Regions from separate parts of the Homo sapiens genome. Here region 2 is linked to region 1. Evidence: read pairs that join two places in POLR2A ChIA-PET (ENCODE). Cell type or tissue: HepG2. All regions are shown on one strand. Each heading gives the region's core, and the rest is flanking DNA. Links, peaks and the distances in the headings are about the cores only. Region 1 overlaps TNIK (TRAF2 and NCK interacting kinase). Region 2 overlaps NCEH1 (neutral cholesterol ester hydrolase 1).

Region 1 (4,398 bases), core at 215-4,214:
CCTAAAGTTCATCTTGGAGAACTGTACTAATAGCACCCTATAAGCTAAATCTTATTATAATGAGTTTTTATTTTATGTTCTTATTTTGTCAGGGATAAACTTTAACCTGCATTTATCTTGTTTAAACATGTACTTTTAGTAATTTTCAGCTCAAGGTTTGATGATGGTTAATTTTATGTGTCAACTTGACTAGACCATGGGGTGCCTCGGTTAAACATTTTTTCTGGTATGTCTGTAAGTGTTTCTGGAAGCAATTAGCATTTAATTGGTAGACTCAGTAAAGTAGATTGCCCTTTCCAAGTGGGATGGGCATCATCTAATCTGCTGGGGACCTGAACAAAACAAAAGGCAGAGGAAGAAGGAATTTTCTCCCTCTTTTTCTTCTCCGCTGGTTGAAGTGGGACATTTCATCTCATCTTCACCCAGCTTCCAACTAGGATTTATACCAACAGCTTCCCTGGGTCTCCAGCTTGCATATGGCAGATCATGGGACTTCTCAGCCTCCATATCATATGAGCTACATCCTCATAATGAAGCAGTCTCTCGGCCGGGCGTGGTAGCTCACGCCTGTAATCCTAGCGTTTTGGGAGGTCAAGGCGGGCAGATTGCCTGAGCTCAGGAGTTTGAGACCAGCCTGGGCAACACAGTGAAACCCCATCTCTACTAAAATACAAAAATTTAGCTGGGCGTGCACCCGTAGTCTCAGCTACTTGGGAGGCTGAGGCAGGGGAATCGCCTGAACCCAGGAGGTGGAGGTTGCAGTGAGCCGAGATTGCACCACTGCACTCCAGCCTGGGTGACAGAGCGAGACTCCATCTCCAAAAATAATAATAATAATAATAAAGCAGTCTCTCTCTCTCTACATATGTAAATACTCTCTTTCTCTGGAGAACCCCAACTAATACAGTTTGTTATTTAAAAAACCCACATTGAGGAAGGCAGAATTGGAAATTGAGAGGACAAAAATATTTTGGGTTCCTTAATAGATCAAATTCCTATAAGACACTGGCAAATGCTATTTTCTTTCTTTCTTTCTTTCTTTTTTTTTTTTTAAGACAGAGTCTCGTTCTGTCGCCCAGGCTGGAGTGCAGTGGCACGATCTCCACTCACTGCAACCTCTGCCTCCCGGGTTCACGCCATTCTCCTGCCTCAGCCTCCTGAGTAGCTGGGACTACAGGCGCCCGCCACGACGCCTGGCTAATTTTTTTATTTTTAGTAGAGACGGGATTTCACTGTGTTAGCCAGGATGGTCTCGATCTCCTGATCTCGTGATCCTCCCACCTCGGCCTCCCAAAGTGCTGGGATTACAGGCACGAGCCACCGCGCCCGGCTGCAAATGCTGTTTTCAAAGTGACAGGTTGTGGTCATAGAATACTGGAGTGCTATAAATAACATGGAGCCATTTGGATGTGGCTGGCAATGAACTGAAAATGTGGCTCCAAATGTCTACTTGGAGGTATTGACTCTGTCATAAAGACTCAAGCAAATTTTAAGCCACATTAGAAATCGGAGTCCTTTTATCTGGAGTCAAACAGCAACTCACTCCAGAACGTTCTCCCTCATGTTTTCCTAAGTGGTAAGTTATAGGGATAGAAGCCTTCTACACTTCCATTGAAATTATCCATTAACCACATGAAGAGATTTATATGCCAGCACTACACAATGTCAATTTCAGCAGCCAAGTCCATTTTTCATTTCAGGCATATGTGAAAGGACTCTTTAAAGGCTACTTGAAAGATTCAACAAGGACATAAAATGAAATTCTAGCAAGTTGCTTTGTGAACTAGTCTTCCAGTTATAGCCCCACTGCTAATTATTATTTCAAAGGCCTTATTCATCTCAAAACTACAGTTCCTTTCTTTCTTACGAAAGTGAGATGCCCTTTGCCTTTTTGGAGAGCAAAGTCTGCTATTAGAGTTTCCCAACTCTGTCCTGGCTGAAGAGGAAAAACAGATGACATATGTTTATGTTTCAGAGGGAGGACTGGATGGTGATAACAAGTAAAAGGAGAATTCATTTCCGAGGAGAGAGTGAAATAAAATAGTTAACATTTATTGAATGCTTAATTTACTAACTCAATATTCTCAACCATCTTATAAGTTGTATGCTATTATTTATAAAATTTTATAGATGGATGCAGGGAGAGGTCAGGTAACATTTGCCCAATGTTCTCAGCCATTTCTTTCCTTCCAAGTAAATATCTGCACTCAAACTTGCATGGTGATGATGAAGTGAAAAAGAGGAAAAGACGGATTTCAATTTGTCAGGGTCTTTCTGGTTAGCATGGACACAGTGGGGAGTTACTGCATGTCAGAAGGACAGATGAAAGGGAACATGTGCCACCCCCCAAATGAAATGATGTTCCTAGAGTTTAAAAAAAAATTCAACCAAAGTTCCAAGGTACATTTTTGAAGTAGATCTGCCTATTTCTTTGTTATTTCAATAAAATAACTTAACGGTTGTTTTAATGTTAATTTAACAAGATAAGATGATATCATCATTTCTTGGAACTATTGAGCATTTTTTATACGAAATCCACTAAGATAAAACCATGGGGAGAAGAGACATAACAAGGCCAGTGATGCTATTCAGAGAGACCATTCATTTCTGTTTTCCTGTTGTAGGAAACATCTAAGTTTGCAATTTTATATCCTCAGGCCCAAATTCTATATTCTGATTTGCATAGCTCCTGCTGAAGAATTTGGAATAATATAATTAAGTCACACTGCCAGAGCTTAGAAGAATACAGGAAAGAAGGCAGCAGACAATTAAAATCACTCAACTATTTGGAAGCACAGGTCCTCCCTCCCCCAAGAATTCCCCATACTTAAAATACATGCCATAGGCATTCTCTGTGAAAGCTTTAATGTAAAAACCACTGAAGAAATGGCATTTCCTCTACACAGTTTTTATACCAACTTACCTCTCTAATCATCAAGGTTCCTTCTCTTGAAATACTGCCGCTGAAACTGTCCGCATGAGAGGTCTCCAGCCCATGCGTCCCCACCATTCCCACATTGTACTGCTCGTTGCTGCCTGGAGCTCCTGTTGGTCTGAGATGAGAAGGAACAACATTCATGGCAATGTATCTTTAGGAAATATCTGTTTCCTGTCCATATTCATTATTTTTGTTATGGTAAAATATACATATTAATAACATAAAATTTACCATTGTACCAATTTTAAGTGTACATGTCAGTGGTCTTAAGTACATCTCATATTAATTTTTTTTTTTTTGAGAAGGAGTCTCGCCTTGTCGCCCAGGCTGGAGTGCAGTGGCGCGATCTTGACTCACTGCAAGCTCTGCCTCCCAGGTTCACGCCATTCTCCTGCCTCAGCCTCCCGAGTAGCTGGGACTACAGGCGCCCACCACCACGCCCAGCTAATTTTTTTTGTATTTTTAGTAGAGACGGGGTTTCAACATGTTAGCCAGGATGGTCTCGATCTCCTGACCTCGTGATTTGCCCGTCTTGGCCTCCCAAAGTGCTGGGATTATAGGCGTGAGCCACCGCGCCCTGCCAATCTCATATTAATTTTAATGTGTGTTGATGTCTGGACTGGCCCCACTTTTGCAGCATCCCCTCTTGACCTATTCTCTGCCCAGTAGCCAGACTGAGCAAGTGTTTGGCTTTACCTGGAAAAAACACTGAAGTTGGCACCAGGAGTCACCAGGCTCTGCATGATCTCCCCTGACCCCTGCCCTCCTTCTTTGGGCAGCAGACAACCTGACCTGCTTTTACACATGCTGTTCCCTCTGCCTGGAAAGTTCTTTCCACTCTGGCCTTGGTTGGTTCCCTCTCATTCATCCTACATGATGCTTTCTGTGAGAAGTCTGCTCTTATCACCTATGTCTTGTCCCAACAGCCCCTCTTCTTTTCTCTTCACCCTTTTTCCTTCATAGTTCTCATCACAATTTGCAATTATCTTATCTTTTGAATTCTCCCTTTCTCCTTCCCTCTCATTGCTTGTGATGGCAGAGTCCTTGTCTCTTTGTTCATTATTATTACCCAGTACCCAGCCTAGAGTTGTCACATACTAGGAATGCAAAAAATGATTATTAGATCCATGGGCTTTATGCTTCTATAAAGAAGAAATATCTACTAAGAACATTCTGGCTTATTGGGGCATCCATAAACTAGGAGGTTTAACTTAAACAGCACTCAGCCTCTGTAATCATCCTGCATGGTGGTATATTTATTTTCAGTTCTTTTCTTGCTATCATGTTTACAGTATAATGAGAGAAGGTAACAGGATCTCAGCATACTCCTTGAGAACACAGACTGATGTTTCCTGTGTCCTGTAGCACAGAGCACAGTGCCAGGGCTCAAAAAGTGATGACTGACTGCTCATAGTGAGCTTCACTCTATCAGGAGTGCCTCATTTGCATGACACAGAATT
Region 2 (4,398 bases), core at 101-4,100, 1.6 Mb after region 1:
AGACCTCATCTCTACAAAAAATACAAAAATCAGCTGGGCATGGTGGTGTATGCCTGTGGTCCCAGCTACTTGGGAGGCTGAGGTGGGAAGATTGCTTGAACCTGGGGAGGCAGAGGTTGCAGTGAACCACGATCATACCACTGCATTCCAGCCTGCGCCACAGACACCCTGTCTCAAAACAAAGAAAAAAACACTGTTGACCTAGCATGATTATTAATAGCAGTCCCTGCTACTCTCAAAAATGTCCTGGTTTGGACAATAAATTATACGGCTACCTAAATACATGTAACTTGGGGACTATCTATCTGTGTTTAATAACAATGATAACAGACATATATTTTAAAAGTTACAAACTGGAGAAAGGTGAGCTTCCCAATAGGTATTCTACAAATGGATTACAGATGGGGCACTAGCTATCAATGTTTAAATATTTTATAGAGGTAAAAACTTAAAGCCATTTTGTATAACTATACAGAGTTGAATAATTGGCATCAGAGTTGGCATTCTATTTGAGAACCATTTGTGTAACTCTTTATAAATCTTGTGAATTCTGTTATTCAAGCTCATACAGATTTCCCCAAAATTGCTTCCAGAATCCCCAGTATACTATACAAATGTAATTGTTTCTATGACACAAAAAATAAGAAGAAGCACTGATATAGATTAATTGTGGGAGCTCAAAAAAAAAATCAGGACAAAAAATTCACTAGTGACTAAGTTATCATGAGTGTCCTCACAGCATAGCCCAGCAGGGAGGGCATGAAACTAAGAGTCCATGAATTTCTATTGCAGTTCCCATTTCGCCAGCATAACTGATCACATGTTTAAATTTAAAAAATTTTTTTAAGAGACAGGGTCTTGCTCTGTCACCCAGGCTAGAGTGTAGTGGTGTGATCATACAGCCTTCACCTCCTAGGCTCAAGAGATCCTCAGTCTCCCCAGTAGCTGAGATCATGTGCCACCACATCTGGCTAACTATGTTTTGTAGAGACAGTCTTACTTTGTTGCCAAGGCTGGTCTTGAACTCCTGGCCTCAAGGGGTCTCCTGCCTTGGGATTACATGTGTGAGCCACCGTGCCTGGCCCTGATCATACGATCTTGATGGTGTCCTTGAGCCTTTCTGAACCTCAAGTTCCCTTAGCTGACAAATGGAAATAACAATGGCAACCAGTTATTTATTGAAAAAAAAATGAAATGAGGTGATATTAGTAAAAACCTTCATAAAATCTAGAGTACTTTATAAATATGAGGTATACTAAAAAGTTATGTTAAGGTCTCATTTCTCTCAGGGATAGCCTCTTTTTCCACTTGCCACTGGTGTCCCTGAGGGGCACCCTTGGTAAAATCCTCCAGATCTTACTGTCACTCCAAACACATTCATTTCAACTACTTCTGCCACTATCCATTTGCTGACTACTCCCAAATCCATATCACCAGCCCAGCTCTGTCTCCTGAGCTCTGGATCTGTATATGCAGCTGTTTATGATCAGCCATCCTTGGACTAGTCCACTGACACTTCAAAACAGGGTCCCAAACTCTATATCTTCACCCTCAGATCTGCTCTTGCTCCCAAATCAGGGTCATGGTCCCCATTCACCCAGCTATTCCAGAATCTGTCCCAGGAGTCATCTTTGACTCCTTCCTCTCCGATGCTCCATACTCTCCCCTCCAACAGCAACTCTGATCAGCTTTCCTCCAAATCAGTCCCACTTTGTTAGTTCATGCTCTCACCTGGATTAGTGCTTCCTAGATGGTCTTTTGCCTTTTTTTTTTTTTTTTTAAAGACGGAGTCTCCCTCTATTGCCCAGGCTGGAGTGCAGTGGTGCAATCTTGGCTGACTGCAACCTCCACCTCCCAGATTCAAGGGATTCTCCTGCCTCAGCCTCCCGAGTAGCTGGGACTACAGACGCGTGCCACCATGCCCAGCTAGTTTTTTTTTTTTTTTTTTTTTGTATTTTTAGTAGAGACTGGGTTTCACCATACCGGCCAGGCTGGTCTCAAACTCGTGACCTTGTGATCCGCCTGCCTCAGCCTCCCAAAGTGCTGGGATTACAGTTGTAAGCGACCACGCCTGGCCTACTTTTGCTTTCTTACATTCCAGTGTCTACACTGCCACTGAGAAGGACTATTCTAAAACACAGTTTTGAGCATGTGACTTCTCTGCTAGAAGACTGTCAGTTGCTCCTTTCTCCTCCACAGAGCTCTTCCTCACCTGACTGGTGCTTCCCTTCTGCCTCCCTCTCTGACCTTTGAACTTTAAGCTCCAGCCAGTCTAAACCACTTGTAGTTCCTCAGCTACACCATCCTCTCCCACAGAACTTTCACATACTGCTGCTTCTGGCTGGAATGCCCCTTTCACCCTTCTCTTCTCTGGTTTCTATTATAAGGAAATCTAGCACAAATCTAAACTCTTGAGTTCAGGAGTAACACAGGCTGGAATCGAATTCAGGCTCCACCTCGTATAAACGGTGTCATCTTAAGCAAGTCACTTTTCTTTGCATTTCGGTCTCCTCCTTTGTCACATAAAGAACACCTGCCTGATTGTATTACCATGGGCTAAACTAATTGAACACAAAGCACATAGCACAGTATCTGCCACAGAGTAAATGCTCACTATATGCTCAATAGATATTTTTACTATAGGCACTCAACCTTGACATCTCAGATTAGATACGTTTCCCCAGTGCCCAGGTCCACTTTAGATGTTCTTTCCAAGGCTCTTGCAGCAATCCACAGATGCCTCTATCATAATTCTCCTTCCATCATTCAAGTGCCCACCTTATCGCTGGCAGTTGGTTTATCATCCCTCACTTGACTGTAAGCTTCTCAAGATTAGGTATCTGCCTTACACATTTCTGTTTTGCCAGACCAGCTCCTTAATATTTAATATGTGATGACGTCCAGGGTTTTAATTTTATTAAACACTGAAAGAGAGCTTGTTAAAATTTCACAATATGACACACCTTAGATTAGGCAGGCGATATAGTCAGGTTTTTCACTTGAAAATTCAATTACAGGTAGGCACGGTGGCTTATGCCTGTGATCCCAGCACTTTGGGAAGCCAAAGCAAGAGGATCACTTGAGCCCAGGAGTTTGAGACCAGCCTGGGCAACATAGCAAGACTTTGTCTCTCCTAAAAAATAAAAAAAGAAAAATATAGCCAGGCATGGTGGCACGCGCCTGTAGTCCCAGCTACTCAAAAGGCTGAGGCAGGAGGATCCCTTGAGCCCAGAAGTTCAAGGTTGCAGTGAGCTGTGATCACACCACTGCATCCCTGCCTGGGTGACAGAGCAAGACCTTGTCTGTAAGAAAAAAATAAAAAGTAAAAAACGAAAATAAATTCAATTACATTTCTTCATTCTATATAAACATAAAATGAAAGAGAAGTGGTAGACAGTTCCCACATAATTTCATTTGGCAGCAAAAGTAAATATATGGTGCTCACTTCAGCAGCACATACACTAAAACCATAACAGTTCAGAGAGGACTAGCATGCCCCTGCAGAAGGATGACACACATTTGCAGTGTTACATATTTTCTTTAGAAAAGTAAATATGGCTGGGTGCAGTGGCTCACCCCTGTAATCCCAGCACTTTAGAAGGCCAAGGCGGGTGGATAACCTGAGGTCAGGAGTTTGAGACCAGCCTGGCCAACATGGTGAAACCCCATCCCTACAAAAATACAAAAAAAAATTAGCCGGGCATCATGGCGGGGGCCTGTAATCCCAGCTACTCGGGAGGCTGAGGCGGGAGAACTGCTTGAACCTGGGAGGCGGAGGTTGCAGTGAGCCGAGATCGCACCATTGCATTCCCGCCTGAGTGACAGAGCAAGACTCTGTCTCAAAAAAAAAAAAAAAAAAAGTAAATATATGCTATTTTAAAATGCTATTTTAAAAGAAGCAATTGTGCATAAAAAGAACATTTAAGAATGATTAACTGTACTTTCACACTTCACAGAAATGTCTCAGATCAAGCTCAAATTGCATGGTAGAAATAGGATGTCCCATTAAAATAATGAGGGTATTTCTATGCTCAGGGTTATATTTGTAGAAGTACCAGAAAAAATAAAAAGGAAACTATAAATTGGGCATTATCTTACACACCAGGTAGCTGAATCAATCTGACCTTAATGTTTCATAGGTACTATCTGCAGAGACCAACTCAGGTTGTTCACCTGTCAGAACTAACACTGATTAAATAATGCCCCTGACACTATTCTTAAAACCTTTTGCCTCCATATGTTTAAAGAAAAATCCTAGCAAATCAGCTAAAAATTGTGGTTAGTGAAGTTACTAATGTGCATGAAGAAATACGCATCATCATAATTTCTGGACAATCATTATTTACTGATGTTTTAAAGTTAAATTCACCTGACAATAGTAAATATTCCAGTTCAAAA

Evidence for each region. ChIA-PET counts read pairs that join two places held together with the same protein. Peaks named below come from ENCODE experiments on the same cell type or tissue, not always from the same donor. Only the 100,000 strongest peaks of a DNase experiment are listed, where the experiment ranks them.
Region 2: POLR2A ChIA-PET joins it to region 1 with 5 read pairs; 1 of 35 experiments calls an interaction of 5 or more read pairs at or near these places.

Annotation. Positions count from the first base shown.
Region 1 is chr3:171,090,916-171,095,313 of GRCh38, forward strand. TNIK (TRAF2 and NCK interacting kinase) reads right to left here. Exons shown (of 33, transcript NM_015028.4): 23 at 2,924-3,053. Among named protein-coding and RNA genes, the nearest start is that of MIR569, 14 kb to the right of the region's middle. In HepG2, for the core only: no CTCF peak of the experiment used is centred there; a DNase peak (open chromatin) is centred at 1,896.
Region 2 is chr3:172,699,687-172,704,084 of GRCh38, forward strand. The region is part of intron 1 of NCEH1 (neutral cholesterol ester hydrolase 1); the gene reads right to left. It also overlaps the pseudogene RNU6-547P. Among named protein-coding and RNA genes, the nearest start is that of NCEH1, 9.2 kb to the right of the region's middle. In HepG2, for the core only: no CTCF peak of the experiment used is centred there; a DNase peak (open chromatin) is centred at 2,275.